2 separate regions of the Homo sapiens genome follow, and region 1 is linked to region 2. A link is a loop called in an ENCODE intact Hi-C map of the cell type or tissue named here. Cell type or tissue: mammary epithelial cell. All regions are shown on one strand. Each heading gives the region's core, and the rest is flanking DNA. Links, peaks and the distances in the headings are about the cores only.

Region 1 (12,327 bases), core at 2,617-10,616, 210 kb before region 2:
CTAGATCGCGCCACTTCACTCCATCCTGGGTGACAGCGAGACTCTGTCTCCAAAAAAAAAAAAAAAAAAAATAGCCAGGCATGGTGGTGCACACCTGTAATCCCAGCTACTCAGGAGGTTGAGGCAAAAAGGATTGCTGAAGCCCAGGAGGTTGAGGCTGCCGTGAACCGTGTCTGTGCCACTGCACTGTAGCCTGAGCAACAGAGTAAGATTCTGTCTCTAAAAAGAAAAAGGAAGAAAGAAAAGACAGCTTCAATCAGAGAGGAAGTAGAGGCAAACAGAAGAAGGATGGCCTCATTTTGATTTTCTGTTGGTTCTGGAATCTGCTTCCCTCTGGCTTCCACAGTTTCTCCCCGGTTGACTTTCAGGAAAGGAGGTAGCAATCCAAACCAGTTCATCATCTAAAATTTGGGGGCTCACTGCTTCTTTTAAAATTAAGGTTGAAGTATAATTTACATACAGAAAAATGCACAGGACTTGAGTGTACAGTTTGATGAGTTTTGACAAACATATGCAACAGTGAAACCAATATCCTCAACAAGATTTAGGCCATTTTAATCAACCCAAACGTTTCCTCCATGCCACACACCAGTCAATCCCCTTCAGAGGCAACCATTGTTCTAATTTTCACAACCACAAATTAGTTTCTACCTGTTCTCACACTTCATATGAAAGGAATCACTCAGTATTGCTCTCTTGTATCTTGCTTCTTTCACTCAATCTTTTTTTTTTTTTTTTTAAACAGGGTCTCACTCTAGTGCCCAGGCTGGAGTACAGTGGCGTGATCTCGGCTCACTGCAACCTCCGCCTCCCGGGTTCAAGTGATTCTCCTGCCTCAGCCTCCCAAGTAGCTGGGATTACAGGTGCCCACCACCATGACCGGCTAATTTTTATATTTTTAGTAGAGACGGGGTTTCACCACGTTGGCCAGGCTGGTCTTGAACTCCTGACGTCAGGTGATCTGCCCTCCTCGGCCTCCCAAAGTGCTGGAATTATAGGTGTGAGCTACCACGCCCAGCCTAAATCCTAAAAGTATTTTAAAATCTAAAAATATGGGAGGCCAAGGCAGGTGGATCACTTGAGCCTATTAGTTCAAGACTAGCCTGGGCAATGTAGTAAGACCTCATCTGTGCTAAAAAAAAAAAAAAAAAATTTAACTTTTTAAAAAATGGCAAGTAACACTGGTGTCTGTAAAAAGAAGAAATCTAAAAATAAAAAAGTTTACTTTCAAAGAAAGGTTGGAGGTGGCTAAACAGATCTAGCTAAAGCCTTTGTGTCAGGTAAGTACCATTTGCTTCTGGGGAACCCCAATTCTTTTAGCATGTACCCCACTCCACTTATCTGGAAAAAAATCTGGAGCAACAATGCTTGACCTCAACCCAAAGTTATAGAAGGAAACATAATTGACTTCAAATAATATAGCAAACTTTAAGTCCACATATAAAAATTGACTGTTGTCCAGACACAGTGGCTGACGCCTATAATCTCAGCACTTTGGGAGGCCGAGGTAGGAGGGTCACTTGAGTCTACAAGTTTCAGACCAGCCTGGGCAACATAGCAAGACCCTATCTCAACAAAATTTTTTTTTTTAATTAAGCGAGTATGGTGGGGGGAGCCTGCAGTCCCAGCTACTTGGGAGGCTGAAGTAGGTGTATTGCATGAGCGCAGGAGGTCAAAGCTACAGTGAGTTGTGATCATGCCACTGCACTTCAGCCTGGGCAACAAAGCAAAGACCTTGTTTCAAATTTTTTTTTTTGAGACAGAGTCTCGCTCTGTCGCCCAGGCTGGAGTGCAGTGGCATGATCTTGGCTCACTGCAAGCTCTGCCTCCCAGGTTCACACCATTCTCCTGCCTCAGCCTCCCAAGTAGCTGGGACTACAGGTGCCCACCAACACACCCAGCTAATTTTTTCTATTTTTTAGTAGAGACGGGGTTTCACCGTGTTAGCCAGGATGGTCTCCATCTCCTGACCTCATGATCCACCCACCTCGGCCTCCCAAAGTGCTGGGATTACAGGCGTGAGCCTCCGTGCCCGGCCTCAAAATATTTATATAAATTTACTGTCACTCAAAATCTAGGTTTGAAATTCACTCTTGGTCACTAAAGGGGCAGGTGCAGAGTTTTTCTGTCCTGGGTCCTCAGCCTCGTGCCCCATTTCTAGCTCTCTTCCCTGCCCCTCTGCCACCCCACTCCTACCCCCACATGGGACTGCTGCTGTGGAATATGCTTTCTCAATTTCCCAAAAGTCTGAGGTCATCCAAAGAGCCCCCTTACTTACTTAGCAAGTACAGGAGAAGCCTTGCAAATCATTTTTTATTTGCTAGAATTTTCTTTTCACCATTTTTTTCTCCTCTCAAAAGGAAACTTTCCATCCTGCAGGAAGAAGACAAAATAATTATCTCATTCACGTGGTCAATGATAATGACTGTGATAAATGGTCCCAATAAAGAGATTCTTGGGTGAACAGGGATCTCCAAGCATTGCCACGATAGTACACAGAGAGTTTTATCTGTGGTTTATGTACACAAATAAGTTCTGATTGACAGAAAGACTGTGGACTCAACAGCTGACATGTAAAAGGGCAGGATGAGGCCAGGCGTGGTGGCTCATGCCTGTAATCCCAGCACTTTGGGAGGCCGAGGCGGGCAGATCACCTGAGGTCAGGAATTCAAGACCAGCCTGACCAACATGGTGAAACCCCATCACTACTAAAAACACAAAATTAAGCAGGTGTGGTGGCGCATGTCTATGAGCCCAGCTACTTGGGAGGCTGAGGCAGGAGAATCACTTGAACCCAGGAGGCTGAGGTTGCAGTGAGCTGAGATCACACCATTGCACTCCAGCCTGGGCTACAAGGTGAAACTCTATCTCAAAAAAAGAAAAAAAAAAGAGCAGGATGCCAAATGAGCAGGATGCCTCCTTTCTGGGTCTCCTGCCCCCCTTGTATGTCTGCAGGACTACTCGGGGAGGTGACTCCCATGCTCTCTGCCCACATCAATTTGCTTCAGGCTGTACACTTGGCTGTCTCTCTTGGACAAAAACCACCATGTGCCCCAGTTGTGGTCCCTAATATATCCTCAATGCTGGCCAGACCACTCCTGCTCATAGGTCACCGCTCCACCCTGTCACCATCACCTGATTGGATACCAGTTCTCCTCTGATTCACCCCTCATGCATGCTGCAGCTTTGAGTTGCCCAGGAGGGCCATTTCTAACCCCTGAGCAACTGTCAAAGAAAAACAAGCCAGACACTAGTTAAAGCAGTGAAAACAGATTATATGCAGTAATGAGGGGCAGTAGGGAAAGGAGCTGAGCTCTCTTCTGGTTTACCCAGAGGTGACAGCATTTTAAAGGGAGAATGGGAGTGGGAGTGGGAGTGGGAGTGGGTGGAGGCAAGCAGGGACTAAAGGGAAAAATGATCAAGTGAAAATGCAGTCGGCCAGCTGTGTCTGCTAGCTGGTGATCAACAAGGTCGGGATTCTGTCCTCCCACAGAGACTGGGAGACAGAGGCCCTCCTGATAATCACATTTCAAAGGAATGGCTTTCAGGTCTTTGAGAAAGGTAAGTTGTAGGAGATAGACACACATCTCAAAGGGGCAGAGGAAGGAGTCTCAATAGGAAGCCCTTTGCATGAATGCTTTGCAAAAGGGAGGTCAGGGGTCTATGTTAGGTGCTGGCTGCAACAAACAGTTAATTCTTTTGACAGCCCGGAGATTTTACAGACAGGAACTTAAAAGGGGGCTGGATGGTCCCAGAGATGCCACCTTAGGCTGCTAGAAGCCATGCTAGGGCTGGTCAAATCTCTTAGCACAGGAGTTTGGAGTCATTAGGTGAAAAGAGTTCTTGCAGTTCTCACTACCATCACACCAGACCCAGAACCCAACCAGGGCCACTGACCTTGCCCTTGCTATTTGCCTGCCTGCCAACAACCTCTGTTCTTGTCCATGAGCTGCCAACAGCCTCACCAATAATTGCTACTTACATATTTGACTCTGCAGCTCACAGTCTGCTGCTGGCGGAGGAAGGACTCAACTTCCTTCACAGCTTGGACTCCTGGTGCTACAGCTTCATCAACTTTTATGCCTAGATTAGTTTACTTCCCCAGTGCAACCATGAGCCACCACCTGGAGGTCCCAGTTATAGCCACACCCCGTGCAAAGAGCCACTGCCTACATCCCACCCAAGGCCCCACGTCTGAGCCTAGCATGGTGTATTCCTTCTTCTCCATTGTCGCCTCTCTCTCTGGAACACAATTGCACCTACGGTGTGGTTCCATCCCCCACCAAACATGCCCAGGTAAATTTGAACCCCAAGTGAGGGCAAAGCTCACATTTTTCACCTGGTGCTCCTAAACCTGTGTAAATAAACAGTTCTAACCATGCAGCCGGAAGCTATTTTATACTGTTATCTAATGTGGGCTTTGTTCCTGAATCTTTCCGCCCATTTGGGAAGCAGGTAGGACATTTGAAGCTCATTCCCTCAGGAAGTGATGGGGGATACAGCAGAACAAAGAGTCCATTCTTAGCTTTTGAGTTTCAAATAGACCTTTGAAATTTATGCCAGAGAGCATATTTGTGGGGGGAAATAGGGGCAGGAGTTGAATTTTTAAATCTAAAGCCTAGGCCAGGGGCAGTGGCTCACATCTGTAATCCCAGAGCTTTGGGAAGCCAAGGAGAGGATCACTTAAATCCAGGAGTTTTGAGACCAGCCCGGGCAATATAGTGAGACTCTGTTTCTACAAAAAGTAAACAAAAATTCACCAGGCATTTGTGGAGTACCTACAGTCCTAGCTATTTAGGAGGCTGAAGTTGGAGGATCACTTGAGATGGAGAGTTTGAGGCTGCATGAGCCATGATCGCGCCACTGCACTCCAACGGCGACACATTGAGATCCTGACTCATAAAATAAAATAAAATCTGGCGGGGTCCAGTGGCTCATGCCTGTAATCCCAGCACTTTGGGAGGCCGAGGCGAGCGGATCACCTGAGGTCAGGAATTCCAGACCATCCTGGCCAACATTGTGAAACCCCATCTCTACTAAAAATACAAAAATTAACCAGATGTGGTGTCACTCGCCTGAAATTCCAGCTACTCGGGAGGCTGAGGTGGGAGAATTGCTTGAACCCGGGAGGTGGAGGTTGCAGTAAGCCAAGATGGACTCCAGCCTGGGTGACAGAGTGAGGATCCATCTCAAAAAAAATAAAATAAAATAAAATCTAAAGCCTGATAAAAGTTTGTGTCTCAATAAATTCAGCGTGATGAAGTACAGCAATAGCAGCTTCAAGATTGAGAGGAGAGGGGCAAGTTGGGGAGGAGGGAGAGGGTTCTTAGGTGTGTCACTGAGAAGAGGCCCTGTTCCATGTCATGCTAGTTCCCTGGCCCATTCTCAAGGGTAAGAATGATGTCAGACCCCATCAAGTCTCACTGAGGATCCAAGAGCAGAGAAGACCAAAGGCGGATGTTCTGGGAGGCTCCTGCAGCTCAAGCTTTGGGCCCTTTACTTGCACCGGCCTCTTCCAAGGCTCTGGACCTAATTTCATATTAATGGCTTTTATTTTCTTTAGAGAAGACCCCTAGAACTGCTTCAGGATCTGCCCCTGAAGAGGCCCTCAGCCTCACTTTCTCAGAAAGAAGCCCAGGACACTAGCCTGTTGGACGTAAGACCACAAGGAGCAAAAACATACCCTGGCTGAGGCCCCAGATCAACCAGCTCCCAGCCAAACCCCCAGCCGACTGCAGTTGCAAGTGGTCTCGGCCAAGACCAGGAGAAGAACCATCCATCCCACCTCAAATAGCTGACCCACAGAATCATAAACAAATAAGACAGTGTTGTCATAAGCCACTAAATCCAAGAGTGTTTTGTTATACAGAAATAGATAACTGATGCAGTGAATTTGGACAAGTCATCAAAAAAAAAAAAGAATTTTTGGATGAGTCACTTTATTCACTCAAAATAATATTTACTGGGAAAAAAAGTGAAGGGCGGAAGAATACGCCACCCCAAAATATGCTATTTTGGCTTAAGAATTATTTTGAGTTAAAGGCATGAACACTGACATTTTTTCTTTCTGAAAGCAAATTCCCAGTGACAGTTGTTCTTTCAGGACAGGTGCAGTGGCTCACACCTGTAATCCCAACACTTTGGGAAGCCAAGGCAGGAGGATTGTTTGAGTCCAGGAGTTCAAGACCAGCCTCGGCAACATGGTGAAACCCCGTCTCTATTAAAAATACAAAAATTAGCTGGGCGTGGTGGCACATGCCTATCATCCCAGCCACAAGGGAGGCTGAGACACAAGAACTGCTTGAACCCAGGAGGCAGAGGTTGCAGCGAGCCAAGATTGTACCACTGCACTCCAGCCTGGGCCACACAACAAGACTTCATCTCAAAAAAAAAAAAAAAAGCTGGACACAGTGGCTCACACCTATAATCCCAGCACTTTGGGGTGCTGAGGCGGGCAGATCACTTGAGGTCAGGAGTTCGAGACCAGCCTGGCTCTCATGGTGAAACCCCATCTCTACTAAAAAAATACAAAAATGAGCTGGGCATGGTGGCGGGCACCTGTAATCCCAACTACTCGGGAGGCTGAGGAAGGAGAATCACTTGAACCTCGGAGGCAGAGGTTGCAGTGAGCTGAGATCGCACCACTGAACTCCGGCCTGGATGACAAGAGCGAGACTCCATCTCGAAAAAAAAAGAAAAAAAAATATCTTATGTTAGCAGGGCTCTCAAAGGCAAGCACTGAATATAACAACTGGAATGGAAAAACTGAAAGAAGCTCTTCTAGTACCTAAGCAAAGCCATCCTCAATCCTAAAGCTGGGGGGCCCTGGAGTACCCTCCCGAGAAGTCTTTCTTACCCAGGATTCAGTGTACACAAATTGAAAGACTGAGGGAATGAGTAGGTTTCCTAACTCAGTTCTCCATGCCAAAGTTCATCCTCCTACGGGCTGAGAGCAGGGTAGAACTATTTCAGGCCCAACGTCAACATCCTTGAGAAATTCTTATCTGGAAAGAGTGGGGAGGTCGCCATGGCAACCTGTCCCAGGCCCAGCCCTGGCACAGCTCCAAGGCACACAAATAAAACCATTGGAATGTGGTGCAGGGCTCAGGGCGGGATAACTAGAAAGTTGCCAAGTTTCCATGAAAACCAACAATGTGAGGCCTCAGCCTCTGGAAGATGTCAGTAGGGAAGCTTGGGTCCCCACAGGGTCTACCCATGGAAATATAACACATTCCTAAATAGCACATATGTGCGCGCACACAGCATCACACGCACACAGCCTGCTTGGACGACAGCGACACTGCTTCTTGAAAAAGAGCCTTGTTGAAAGGAGAGCACTGGCCTTAGAGCCAGACAGAGATTCCAGTACCCGCCCTGTCAATTCCTGGGAACCCCAGGTCAGTTTCTGAACAAGTTATCCTCGTGGCCACCTCCCTTGCCTTCTCCATGTCTTTGTTCCAAGGTCATCTCCATGAGACATTTCCTGGTTACTTTAATTATTTATGTATTTATTCTATTTATTTATTTATTTATTTTTCTTGAGATGGAGTCTCGCTCTGTCGCCCAGGCTGGAGTGCAATGGCACGATCTCGGCTCACTGCAACCTCCACCTCCAAGGTTCAAGCGATTCTCCTGCCTCAGCCTCCCAAGTAGCTAGGATTACAGGCATGTGCCACCATGCCCAGCTAATTTTGTATTTTTAGTAGAGGTGGAGTTTCACCATGTTGGCCAGGCTGATTTTGAACTCCTGACCTCAGATGATCCACCTGCCTTGGCCTCCCAAAGTGCTGGGATTACAGGCATGAGCCACCTTGCCCAGCCGCCCTAGTCACTTTAAATCAAATTGCAGGCTGGGCACAGTGGCTCACGCCTGTAATCCCAGCACTTTAGGAGGCCAAGGCGGGTGGATTGCTTGAGGTCAGGAGTTCAAGACCAGCCTGACCAACATGGTGAAACCCCGTCTCTACTAAAAGTACAAAAGTTAGCCGAGCATGGTGGTGCATGCCTGTAATCCTAGCTACTTGGGAAGCTGAGCAGGAGAATTGCTTGAACCTGGGAGGCTAAGGTTGCAGTGAGCCGAGATCATGCCACTGCACTCCAGCCTGGGTGACAGAGCAAGACTCTGTCTCAAAAAAAAAAAAAAAAAAAAAAAAAAAAACCAGAAAGAAATCAAATTGCAGCCTCACGCATCCCCCACGCTCCTACTCTTCTTTATTTTTCTCCATGCTCTTAGCACCACCTGACATGCTCTATATTTTACTTCCTTAACTTATTTATTACCTTGTTAATGTCACTTCCACAGGGACAGGGATTTTTGTCCCTTTTGCCCATGCTCTACCTCCAGCACCTAGAAAATACCTGGCATGTAGTAGGTGCACAAGGAAGATTGTTGAGTAAATGCATGTAGTTTTGTCATTAGCAAAATAGGAGTCATTCTACCACCATAGGGTTAATGTGAGGGTTGAAGGAGATGCTATGGCATTAGTGCCCAGTCCTTAGCAGGGGTACCAGTGTCACTTCTGGTTACATCCTGCATTTGGTGAGGTCCCCTCATCACCTTCCTGTAGTACTTAGATCACATTTAAGAACAATTTTCATGGTATCTTACTTTCTGCCTGGGAAGGGGTATACCTGACCCCTGAGCCCAAGAATTTATCTGTGTCCTCGTCCTGCAAAACCACTAGACATTAAGCTAGGTGCGGTGGCTCACACCTGTAATCCCAGCACTTTGGGAGGCTGAGGCAGGCGGATCACTTGAGGTCAGGAGTTCGAGACCAGCCTGGCCAACATGATGAAACCCCATTTCTACTAAAAATACAAAAATTAGCCAGGCATGGTGGTGGGCACCTGAAATCCCAGCTCCCCGGAAGGCTGAGGCAGGAGAATCACTTGAACCCAGGAGGCAGAGGTTGCGGTGAGCCACGATGGCACCATTGCACTCCAGCCTGGGCGACAGAGCAAGACCCTGTCTCAAAAAAACAAACAAATAAAACCACTAGACATTAAAGACAGCAGAATCAGAGATTCAGTCCACAGAGAATTTTGCTCTAAATATTTGTTAGGAGTCTGTGTAAATAAACTAACTCATTAATAGGAAAGCACATCTCCAAAAATATAAAGATTTGAACAAGCAGGAAATGTTTCACCAGTAAACAGAAAGAACAGATCATTTCTTGCATCCTTAACACATAACAGGTGGTGTATTAGGCACCTGACATGTCTTCTGTCATTTCCGTCTGTGTCAACCTTATAAGGAAGGTATTTAAGAATGAAGAAACTGGACAGGTGCGGTAGCTCACACCTGTAATCCTAGCACTTTGGGAGGCCGAAGCGGGTGGATTACTTGAGGTCAGGAGTTCAAAACCAGCCCGGCCAACATGGTGAAACCCCATCTCTAGTAAAAATACAAAAAAATTAGCCAGGCGTGGTGGCAGGCGCCTGTAATCCCAGCTACTTGGGAGGCTGAGGCAGGAGAATTGCTTGAACCTGGGAGACAGAGGTTGCAGTAAGCCAAGATTGTGCCACTGCACTCCAGCCTGGGCAACAGAGCAAGACTCTGTCTCAAAAAAAAAAAAGAAAAAAGGAATGAAGAACCGAGGCCTAGGTTAGGAAACTGGCCTGAAGTATCACAGCAGTAAGCAGTGCAGCAGGAGTTGAACCCAGAATCAATCAAGCTCCGAAGCTTGTGTTCTTCCTGTTGTCCCACCCACCTCTTTGAAAATTCATTTAATAAAAGGCCTCTCTGCCAAACTAAGGAGTTTGGATGTATTCTGTAAAATACATTCTAGATGCAATGCAATTCTAAAAATAAAAAAAGCAACTGAGGTGTAAGTATTTGGGATCTACTAAGGAAGGAGGAATTATTTCTTCCTGAGATAAATCAGAAAAGCTACGGAGAGGAGGTGGCACTTCCTCCCAGCCTAAATGCTTTAGGGACTCGTATTCCATTAACTCATCTTTCCAGAGTTCATCGCTGGCTTTTGGTTCTAACACATGACCATGAACAGCACTCTCTACTTATATGAGTTTTCCATCTTGTCATATTTTCAGCAGGTCATTCCTTTGGGATCCTTTATTTTTATTTATAGCCTTTTGCATCATCTGACTGCAAGAGTTTCGCATGTTCTGGCAACAGCCAGTATCTGGGGGATGGGAGTCTCCAAGCACTACAAATTTTTAAGAAAGAGGATATATGAATTTAAGGTAGCTTAAACTCTTCTAGAACATATAAAAAGATTAAGGAATAATGCCTTATAAATTTAATATAAATAAAATTAATATAATATAAATAAAATAGCATATAAATTATATATAATAAAATATAAATTTTATTTAATAAAAATAAAATTAATATAAATAAAATTTAATTTTAAAAATTAAAAAAAAAAAAGAAAGAGGGTATGGAAGTTTCTCCAGAACAGAAACCTGCAAAGTCTAAAATCAAGGGCTATATCTAAGCAGTGTGCTGGAGTCTGCTTGAATCAACCCTTATGTTGAGTTACTTCAGGTAGCTTGAAATTAGACAAGGTAGAGTTATTTACACCACAGAAATCGACAAATGCTATAAATCAAGATCTTTTTTTTCCCTCCTATGGAGCCAGTTGTTAAACATTTACCAGCACATAACTGGCTATACCAGGTCTCCTGAAGCCCTGTCTATTATAAAACAGCAGAAAGAATCCTGGATTTGAAGTCAGGAAACTTGAGTTTTAGCCTGGTGTCATTATTAACACACTGTAAACCTTAGACAAGTCATTTCACCTCTCTCGGCCTCAGTTTCTTTACCTAGGGGAATTGGCTACATTCAAAACCTAGGATCACCGGGTGATAAGTTATTTCCCAAAAAAGAAAACAGGTTGGAGGTTCTTCAAGCTGTTTTCGATATTTTAAAAAGAAAAAAGAAAACCATGCATTAATCCTCTCGTAAGTCCACAAAGGTTAACTTAATTAATAAACTGTGTTTAATGCCTAAAATCTTTCAAAATATGAAACTCATGGAGAAAAAGATAGTAAGAGGAGTCAGCCGTCTGTTCCCCTAAATCCAATGAATTGACCACCTGAAATGGGACAGTCACTGTTGGTCACTAATGTTTCAGTGCTAAAGAAAACACTGCCCTGCCCTTGAGGAATTTACAGATTCAGGAGGCAGACAGACAGGCAAGTGTGCATCATAATAAATGGAGTCTGTGTTCTGATGGGGTAAGAACTGGGCTTGAAGAGAGCATATAGCAGGGGCACTAACTGTTAGGAGGAGGCTTCTTGGGAGAAGGGACATCGAATGGGAATCAAAGCCCAGAGGTCCAGCCAGGTGTGATGGCTCATGCCTGTATTCCCAGCACTTTGGGAGGCCGAGGCGGGCAGATCACTTGAGTCCAGAAATTCGAGACCAGCCTGGCCAACATGGTGAAACCCCGTCTCTAATAAAAATACAAAAATTAGCTGAGTGTGGTGGCGGGCACCTGTGGTCCTAGCTACTCGGGAAGCTGAGGCAGGAGAATCTCTTGAACCCTGAAGTCAGAGGTTGCAGTGAGCCGAGATCACGCCACTGCACTCCAGCCTAGGCGACAGAGCCAGGCTCCATCTCATTAAAAAAAAAAAAAAAGCCCAGCGGTCAGACAGTAGGAGCAATGGGGGAGTTGCAATCATTGAGAGCAACAAAAAAAGTCTGGTACAAGTTGATGCTGGGAAGGCACATAGGGCCTTTTGTATCAGGTAAGGGAATTCAGAAGTTATATCTAGCGTCCTGGGAAGCCACTGAAAGGTGTGTGAACAGGTGAGTAATTTGAGCTTTAGAAAACTCATCCAGGCTGTTGTATGGAGCATAAATGGAAAGGAAACTCCACTGGAAGCTCAGAGACCAGTTTAGAGGCTCTTGCGGCAAAATCAGAGCCTGGTGACCTGGGGTGGAGAGTGGATGGAGGAGAGGATGCACTAGGGCTTCAGGAACAAAGTGCCACACACTAGGGGGCTGAAAACAGCAGAAATGTATTCTCTCACAGTTCTAGAGGCTAGACAGCCAAAATCAAAGTGTCAGAGGGCCTCCGCCCCCTCGAGACTCCAGGTGGAATCCTTCCTCCCCTCTTCTTAGCCATCTCATGCCACTTTCTGCCTGGGTCATCACATGGGGCATTCTCTGTCTGTGTCTTCAAGTTGTCTTTTGATAAGGACAACAATCATTGGATTAATGACCCACCCTACTCCATTATTACTGTCTTAGATTATTGGGGCTACCGTAACAAAATGCCACAGACTGGGTGGCTTATAAACAACAGAAATTTTTTCTCACAGTTCTGGAGTCTGAGAAGTTCAAGGTCAAGGTGGCAGGGC
Region 2 (9,177 bases), core at 1-8,000:
TCCTTTCCTCTGTACCGTTCTGGAATGGGGCTAGACTCTGACTCAAGTGGTCCTCCTGCCACAAACTTCTTATCCTGGGTGGGGGCAGCCTGAGCTCCACACCTAGACATCTTTTCCCAAATAAGTGTGGTCAGAAGAAATCCTAGGAAGTACTTTCTCTCAAACCTGAATTTTGGGTCAGTTTACCAGCTAGCCATGATAGCATGCGCCTGTAGTCCTAGCAACTTGGGAGACTGAGGCAGAGGATGGCTTGAGACCAGGAGTTTGAGGCTGCAGTGAGCCATGATAGCACCACTGCTATCATGCTAAAGGAATCTAGCAGGACAGGACACTAACGGGTTTGTGGAGGTCAGTTGAGTCCTGGCTTTATCACTAGCTCTTCACACATCCCTGGAGAATTACCTAGGCTTCTATGTTTCCAACATCACATCTCTAATATCAGTGGTTCCAGGCATTGTGTGTGTATTATCTATAATAATTGAAACCTCACAATAGCCCAGCAGGGAGTAGGTTATCCTCACTTTATAAATTACAAAACCGAGGCCCAGGAAGGGCGAATACTCTACTGTAAGGTCACACTGCTGTGCAAATTGCAGCCAGAGGCCGGGCATGGTGGCTCACACCTGTAATCCCAGCACTTTGGGAGGACAAGGCAGGTGGATCACCTGAGGTCAAGAGTTCAAGACCAGCCTGGCCGACATGGTGAAACCCCATCTCTACTAAAAATACAAAAATTAGCTGGGCGTGGTAGTGGATAGAAACCCCGTCTTTACTAAAAATACAAAAATTAGCTGTAATTCCATCTACTTGGGAGGCTGAGGCAGGAGAATCACTTGAATCTGGGAGGCGGAGGTTGTGGTGAGCCGAGATCACACCACTGTACTCCGGCCTGGGTGACAGAGCAAAACTCCATCTCAAAAAAAAAAAAAAAAAAAAAAAAACATTGCAGCCAGAATGATCGTTGAAAAGTGCACATCTGGGCTGAACATGGTGGCTCATGCCTGTAATCCCAGCACTTTGGGAGGCCGAGGCGGGCAGATCACCTGAGGTAAGGAGTTTGAAACCAGCCTGGCCAACATGGGGAAACCCCATCTCTACTAAAAATACAAAAATTAGCCGGGCGTAGTGGCATGCACCTGTAATCCCAGCTACTCAGGAGGCTGAGGCGGGAGAATCACTTGAACCCAGGAGGCAGAGGTTGCAGTGAGCCAAGATCACGCCACTGCACTCCAGCCTAGGTGACAGAGTGAGACTCTGTCTCAAAAACAAAAACCAAAAAAACCCCACAAAAGTGCACATCTGATCACATCCCTCCTGGTTAAAAAGCTTTCAGTGACTAATCAAGTGCAGACTTTTTAATGAGGTTTACAAACCCTGCATGATTTGGTCCCGGCTCTTTTCTGTAGCCGTACCGTTCAAGTTCCCTTCTGGCCCCTGCTTCCTCTTCATGGTACACTCCAGCCCAACTGGAACTTCTTTCTGTTTGTCACATGCCTCCACTCTTGCCTCTGGGCCTTTGCACGTGCTCTCTCTAGACTCAGAACAACCTTCCTTGGGAGGCCAAGGTGGGCAGGTTGCTTCAGCCCAGGAGTTTGTGACTGGCTTGGGCCTGGGCAACATGGTGAAACCCCAGCTCTACAAAAAAAAAGCCAGGTGTGGTTGCATGTGCCTGTAGTCCCAGCTACTCAGGAGGCTAAGGTGGGAAGATCACCTGAGCCTGGGAGGTCCAAGCTGAAGTGAGCCAAAATCATGCCACTGCACACCAGCATGGGTGAAAGAGTAAGACTCTGTCTCCAAAAAATAAAGAACACTTCCTCCACATCATGCTTCTCGGGGATAACTCCTGCTCATCCTTCAGGTCTTCTTGTGGGAGTCAGTTCCTCTGAGAAGCTGCTCCAGTCCTTCAGCTGGAGTTAGTGCCCTTCTCTGGGACCCCATGGTGTCGGGACATCCTCTAAATGTAGCACTTAGCTGCTTGTTAAATTCCCTCCCTGCCCCACCCCACTAGACCGTGCACTCCATGAGGGCAAAGCCCACATCTCTCCCAGTCCCTGGGGTGCTCCACTCTCCCAGCTTGGGGCCTAGCCACAGTGGGCACTCAGTCACTGACGGGCAGGTGGATGAATGGGGAAGCAGGTGCTCCAGTAACATTGGCCCAACTCCCAGATCTGTGTCTTTCTAAGCATCTCTCTTACCTTTTTCTTGCTCAGCAGTGGTTGGAGAATAAGTGGGAGCATCAAAATGGAAAAGTACACTGAGATCTTTGAGTCTGAAATTATTTATCTGTTGAACATTTATTATGCCTCTTAATATGCAGAATTTGCTTGACTCTAAAGGGTTTTAAAGACAGCTCCCAAAAGGGCAGGTGGGAATAGAAGTCACCTACATCCCAAATCCACCCTCCTTACCATAGCCCTAAGACCCATGATCAGACCTGTGCCCACCTTGCTGACCTCCTCATCTCATACTTCCTTTCCCCTTGCTCTGTCTGCCTCAGCTGTCCTTTGTTCTGTCTGGAGCATGCCTGGCTCTTCTGTCTCAGGGCTTTGCCCAGGTCTTCCCTCTGCCTGGAATGCTCTTCTCACAGACCACCCCCGGCTCCTCTCGGCTCCAGCATCCTGTCCTCAGAGGGATCTTTCCTGGACCCTCACTAGTTGGCCTCCTCCACTTGTTCCTATCATTTCCCATCTTTCCTCTGTGGCACATCACTTCTGAGATTTTCTCCATTACTTACTTGGTTGCTTTTTTATTGGCCATCTCCCTAACTTGAGATAAGCTCTGAGAGGGCAGGAACCTTATCAGTCTTGCCCACTGCTCTGTGCCAGTGCCTGGCACATAGCAGGCAACTCAGTAAACATCAGGTGAATAAATGAATGAATGAATCCTCTAGCATCTCACTGGGGCAGCTCATCCCTTGGTCCTCAGGCCAGCCCAGCCTGTTACTGACTCATATCCAACTCAGCTCTTGTTCTGAGTTTGGTTTTACCCAGTCTTTGGTCTCCTTTTGGAGTACTGGCCCCAGCTCCTCTGGCACGTAGTTTTGCTCCATCTCCCCACCTTACAACCCAGCTGCTTACTCTCCTTGCCCTCTCTAGCTCCTCCTCCGCTTATTGTAAATCCTTGGCTGCCTCTCCTGAGGCCTGTGCAACTTCTGCTTCCTCAATTGTAGGTCCATTGTCCCCCAGTTCCCTGCCATTGCTCTCTACTGCCTCCTCCTGGCACTGAATTGTACCATCCCTGCCCTTACTCCGCCCAGCTGCAGGTGTTGATTGCACACTGATCAGAAATGTGTGTTAAACAGCCCTGCCTCAGTTCTGCTAGCCAAAAAGCTCAGGACACTGACCTCATTCCTCCCCTGTCTTCCCACAGGTACGTCTCCTGTGCTCTTGGCTGCCCTTATGAAGGGAAGATCTCCCCAGCTAAAGTAGCTGAGGTGTGTGCATGTGTCAGGGCGGGGGGTTTGGTGAGGGTTGGCCACCTTGTCTGCCCCTGAGCGCATAGGTTCCTCTCCCCACCCTTTCTGGCAGGTTCCTGACTTCATTCATTCACCCAGCTCCTTCATTAAGCTCCTGCTGTGAGCACAGCCCTGCACTTGCTCCCTAGAGGCCCCCCTCCTAGCCGAACATGTAGTCCTTGAAGCCCCTGGCCTCTATCCAGCCTGAAAACCTCCAATTCAGTTTCCAGTCTGGTCGTTGAGGTGATTCTCTGAGGAGGGGCTCCTTACCCAGGAGTTCCCATAGTTCCTTGTAGTGATTGAAAGGCCACAACCCTGATGTCCTCTGAACAGTCACCAGGTCAACACTGAGAAGAACATGGCATGGGAATTGAGTTTGACCAGCCCAAGAACTTATGTCATTTAGTCCTCAAAACCACTGTGCAAATTTGGTATTATTATTCCCTTTTACAGTTGAGAAAACTGACACTAAATAACTTGCCACACAGGTTACAAATGGTGAAATCAGGTATCAAACCCCATTTTTTCTCTCTCCAAAGCCCACTTCTTCCCAGGATACTTTGTGGCATCCAGATAGGTGGAATGGTAACAGTAGCAACTGTTTCTTGAGAGCAGCTGCCCTGCTCCAGGTCTTAGCCTCAGTTGCCACAATCCTTGCCGTATGACCAAAGGGTCATCACCATTTTTCAGAAGCAGAAATTGAAGCTCAGAAAAGTGAAGTTGCTTGCCAAGGCCCACAGCTAGTGAACAGCAGAACTAGGACTTTAACCCAGCATCTCGTGACTTCAAAGGCCTGCTCCTTCCCCTGCACCCTGCTGCCCCCTAAAGGCCAGCCACTGCCGCCCCACACTCTGCAGGGCCACTGGGGAAGCGACGTCACCATTTCATTTATTTAGCAGATCACTGGTGTCTTCTGGTCCCCTTTCCCTGCCACATCCCTCTGCACCTTGTCCAGCAGCCCCGTGTGGGCAGCAGCTCCTTGGGTGAGGCCATCTTTTTTTAAGTTCACCAGTCGTATGGGATTAGGGGCCCACCCTATTCCAGTATGGCTTATTCCAATTGGACCCATATTGGACCTATTCCAATATGGACCCATTTTGCAGTGGTTTTAGAGATGTGCAAATGGGCTTCCAAAAATTTAAATAGTGATGTACCTCTATTAAAAAATATAACTATTGGCCGGGCACGGTGGCTCACGCCTGTAATCCCAGCACTTTGGGAGGCTGAGATGGGCAGATCACAAGGTCAGGAGATCGAGACCATCCTGGCTAACATGGTGCAACCCCGTCTCTACTAAAAATACAAAAAATTAGCCGGGGGTGGTGGTGGGCGCCGGTAGTCCCAGCTACTCGGGAGGCTGAGAAAGGAGAATGGCGTGAACCCGGGAGGCGGAGCTTGCAGTGAGCTGAGATTGCGCCACCGCACTCCAGCCTGGGCAACAGAGGGAGACTCCATCTAAAAAAAAAAAAAAAAAAATATATATATATATATATATATGGACTATTGATTGGCCGGGTATGGTGGCTCATGACTGTAATCCCAGCACTTCGGGAGGCCGAAGCATGTGGATCACCTGAGGTCAGGAGTTCAAGACCAGCCTGGCCAACATGGTGAAACTCCGTCTCTACTAAAAATACAAAAAATAGTGGGGCGTGGTGGTAGGTGCCTATGATCCCAGCTACTTGGGAGACTGAGACAGGAGAATCACTTGAACCCAGGAGGCAGAGCTTGCAGTGAGCCGAGATTGTGCCACTGCACTCCAGCCTGGGCGACAGAGTGAGACTCTGTCTCAAAAAATATATATATGTAAAATATATACATTTTTATACATATGGTCCAAGCTACTTGGGAGGCTGAGGTGGGAGGATTGCTTGAGTCTGAGAGGCCAAGGTTGCAGTAAGCCGAGATCACACCACTGCACTCTAGCCGAATGACAGAGTGAGACCCGGTCTCAAAAAAAAAAAAAAAAAAAGAAAAAAAATATAACTAGCATCTCAGACCCATGATTTCATGGATTTTATTGCTGAGGATAAAACGACATGGAAGGAATCAACTTCACTGATTCCAGCACCTGGGTCTGACAGTATGATGTGACAGCCGTAAGTGAGACTGAAGTCTGAGGGGCACAGGTAGGGAGGAAAGCACGGGGGTTGGAGCTTCAGGACTGTGGGCTGGCTCCAGCGGCTGGCTCTGCCCCTTACGCCTCAGTCTCCTGATCATAGATTGAGGATCATCATTCCCAGTTGGAGTGGTGAGGAGCATGTAATCCAGTAGGAACTGAGTGCGTCATACCCAGAAGTGTTCTGCCCAGGCAAAGGCCCCCTCTTCTGAGTGCATGGATCCCCTGGCTGGTGGATTCTGTATCCTCCAAGTGCCTGCTTGCTTCCTTAGGTCACCAAGAAGTTCTACTCAATGGGCTGCTACGAGATCTCCCTGGGGGACACCATTGGTGTGGGCACCCCAGGGATCATGAAAGACATGCTATCTGCTGTCATGCAGGAAGTGCCTCTGGCTGCCCTGGCTGTCCACTGCCATGACACCTATGGTCAAGCCCTGGCCAACACCTTGATGGCCCTGCAGGTAATCAAAAGCATATGCCCATTCTCCCAAAGGTCACGGTGGGCAGGACAGCTTGTTATCATTTATTCTTTCAGCAAACATTTACTGATGCCAGTATGCCAGGTTCCAAGCTGGCAATGGTGGACACAGTCATGGTGACCCTGCCCAGATGTGAAGTGTACAGCTCTGTGTTGGGGAGACAGTCAAGGGAGTTACATGGCAATCCCACTGCATTATGACAGATGCCATGAAGGGAGGAAGCATGGGGCTCAGGAAGCCTAGAGGGGCCCCATCCCAGCTGAGGAGATCTGGGAGGATTTGCAAAAGAGGCCTCAGTGAAGCTTGAAGAACATAAAGTAAGCTGCTGTTGAGGGAAGAGGAAAGATGACTAGGCAGAATTGCACCTCAGGACTGATGTGGGGTTCAGGGAGGACTCATACAATATACAGGGTTTTCAGTGTGCGGGTGTGTAGCAGAAGCAGATGAGGAAGCAGGAGGTAGAGAAGCTAGCAGAGGTCACTCAGAGGGAGAGGCTTTAATGCCGTTCCCCACAGATTGAGCTAAGACCTCAGATTAGTTTCCTTTGAGGTTTGCTTCTCGTGGGCTGGTCCAGAATGGAGATCCATTGGCTGGCAGCCAGATAGAAGGAGCATTCTTAGTGTCTGACCACAGCTACCTTGCTGTAGCATTGGCCTAACCTTCCATCTCTAGGATAGTGATGGCAGTTCCAGCCACTTTTTTTTTCCTCTCAATTATCCCCTAGAGGTTCGTGTCTAAGCCAGGTGAGTCTGTTATGTTCTGGGTCGGTTTCCTCAGAGTTGTGGCTGTCAAGGTTAAGGTTCGTAGTTCTGTGGTCTCCTCATTTTTCAGCTTACTGTGATACCCTGCCCTGGTTCCTGGGCTTTCCTTCAGCTCATGCGTTTCCCAGCCAGGCAGACAGGAAGAGTGACTTCCTCTCCTATGCCTTGCCAGGCAGGTAAAGGGGAATTCTGCACAGCTGAGGTGAGTCTGAGGCAAAACTTCATCCTGATCACGCTCAGGACACTCCTGCTCCTCTGTGCTTCTCTGTTTCATGGCAGTGATATCTCAGAATCCCCTTTTTGAAAATTTATCAGGGAACAGGTTGAGCTGTGTGACGTCTGGCAGTAGCTTCCTCTGACCTCCCTCTTCCATCAGTTACTTCGGAAATATGGATCGATGTGCCAGGTTAAGTGCTGACTTAGACAATGGTAACAAGACCCAATCCCTGCCCTCTGGGAGCTCATGTTATGGTGGGTGGGGAAGACAGATGGAAGATTACAGGCGTGTAAATAGCACATTGTAAGACCATTTATTCACCTATTAAAACCTAACCTAACGGTGCCTAGTGTGCTAGGCACTGTTCTCAGCATTAAGGATTCAGCTGTGACCAAAACAGAGTCTCTGCCCTCATGAGGCTGACACTCTAGTACTATGAGACAGATAATAAATAAACAAACATACAGCAGGCCAGGTGTTCATAAACACTGTGGAGAAAAAATGAAGCAGGTTAAGGCAGTGCCAGGCCTTTCTGTAGAGTGGCCTCACTCAGAAGGTAGCATTTGAGAGAGACCTGAGGGAAGCGAGGGAGTGAGCCCTGCGGATCCCTAGCAGGGAGGGGGAGGGAAGGGAGCCCCACCCAGGAAAGCAGGCGCAGAGCCCTGAGGGAGGAGTGTGCTTGCTGTGTTCAGGGATCAGGAGGAGGCATGTGGCGGGAGCAGTGTGACTGAGGAGAGGGGGGCAGAGATGTCAGGGTTAGAGGAAGGCCAGATCGGGGGCCTTGTAGGACTTTGACTCTTTCAGACTGAGCTGGGAAGCTAACAGAGAGTCTTGAGCAGGGGCGGGGAGGGAGATGATCTGAAATGTTCCGTTTGAGAGGCTCCTCGGCTGGGCACAGTGGCTCACACCTGTAATCCCAGCACTTTGGGAGGCTGAGGCAGGTGGATCACTTGAGGTCAGGAGTTTTGAGACCAGCCTGGCCAACATGGTGAAACCCTGTCTCAACTAAAAATATAAAAATTAGCTGGGCGTGGTGGCGTGAGCCTGTAATCCCAGCTATTTGCGAGGCTGAGGCATGAGAATCACTTGAGCCCGGGAGGTGGAGGTTGCAGTGATTTGCAGTGAGCTGAGATGGCGCCAGTGCACTCCAGCCTAGGCAACAGAGTGAGACTTCTTATCAAAAAAAAAAAAGAGGCTCCTCTGGGTGCTGTGTAGAGAATACACTGTAGAGAGAAGAACCAGTTTGGAGCCTACAGCAATCCAGGTGAGAGACATGGCAAGGAGGCCTGGAGGGCAGAGGTGCGTGACCGGATCTCAGCAGTTCGTGTTCTGATCTGTGAAGCTCGAGACATCTATAGGCAGGTGTGTTAACCTGGGTGCAGTTAACTGGGAGTGAGTGGAGATAGAGAAGCTGTCTGAGGAATGAGCAGTAAGGGCTCCAACCGAGATCAGGGAGGTGAGGAAGAGCCAGCAAAGACTGGATCGAGGCCTCAGGAGAGGCTAGAGCACTAGGAGGAAAACCAAGGGATGTGGAGCCCTGGAAGCCACATGGAGAAGGTGTCCAAGATGATGCGGCTAGTCAAGTGCAAAGATGAAGAGACTTGACCTTTGTACTTAGCTACATGGAGGCCACCAGTGGCCTTGACTAGAGCTGTTTCAGTGGAGGAGTTGTGGGGACGCAAACCTGTTTCGAATGGGTTCAAATGAGAATGGTAGATGTTAAATGGGAACAGCTCTTTTGAGGGACTTTGCTTTGAATGGGGGGAAAGAAATTGGAGGTTAGAGGGTTCCAAAAAGGTTTGTAAAAGATGGGAGAGATCGCAGGCTGTGTGAAGATGACCCAGTGGAGGGGAGTAACAGGTTGCAGCAGAGAGGGAGAGACTTACTGGAGCACATCCTGAAGCAGGTGGGAATGGGCCTCACGCCAAGGTGGAGGGGTTGGCCTTGGCTAGGAGCTCAGGGTCCATCTCAGGCAGCATGAGGGACAGTGGGTCTGTAGGCCCAGATGTAGGCAGGTGGGTAGATGTGATGGTGGGAATCAATGGAGACATCTCTTGATTGCATCCATTTCCATAAAGCAGCAGATGAGAATGAGGATGGGGAAGGGGGTGATAGAGGTTTAAGAAGAGAGGAGAAAGTGAAATAGT

Evidence for each region. Hi-C counts contacts between places; a loop is a spot of excess contacts. Peaks named below come from ENCODE experiments on the same cell type or tissue, not always from the same donor. Only the 100,000 strongest peaks of a DNase experiment are listed, where the experiment ranks them.
Region 1: it touches region 2 in a loop (4-fold over the local background); 16 of 110 quality-filtered maps call a loop at or near these places.

The regions. Positions count from the first base shown.
Region 1 is chr1:24,013,713-24,026,039 of GRCh38, reverse strand. It overlaps LOC105376863 (a long non-coding RNA gene), which reads right to left. Exons shown (of 3, transcript XR_947072.3): 2 at 2,279-2,373. Among named protein-coding and RNA genes, the nearest start is that of SRSF10, 40 kb to the right of the region's middle. In mammary epithelial cell, for the core only: no CTCF peak of the experiment used is centred there; DNase peaks (open chromatin) are centred at 3,149 and 7,039; H3K27ac peaks cover 2,312 bases.
Region 2 is chr1:23,804,992-23,814,168 of GRCh38, reverse strand. It overlaps HMGCL (3-hydroxy-3-methylglutaryl-CoA lyase), which reads left to right. Exons shown (of 9, transcript NM_000191.3): 6 at 3,370-3,433; 7 at 5,846-6,034. Among named protein-coding and RNA genes, the nearest start is that of GALE, 8.8 kb to the right of the region's middle. RefSeq lists a silencer at 3,129-3,334 and an enhancer at 4,122-4,171. In mammary epithelial cell, for the core only: CTCF peaks have their summits at 3,213 (motif pointing left) and 4,285 (motif pointing left); no DNase peak of the experiment used is centred there.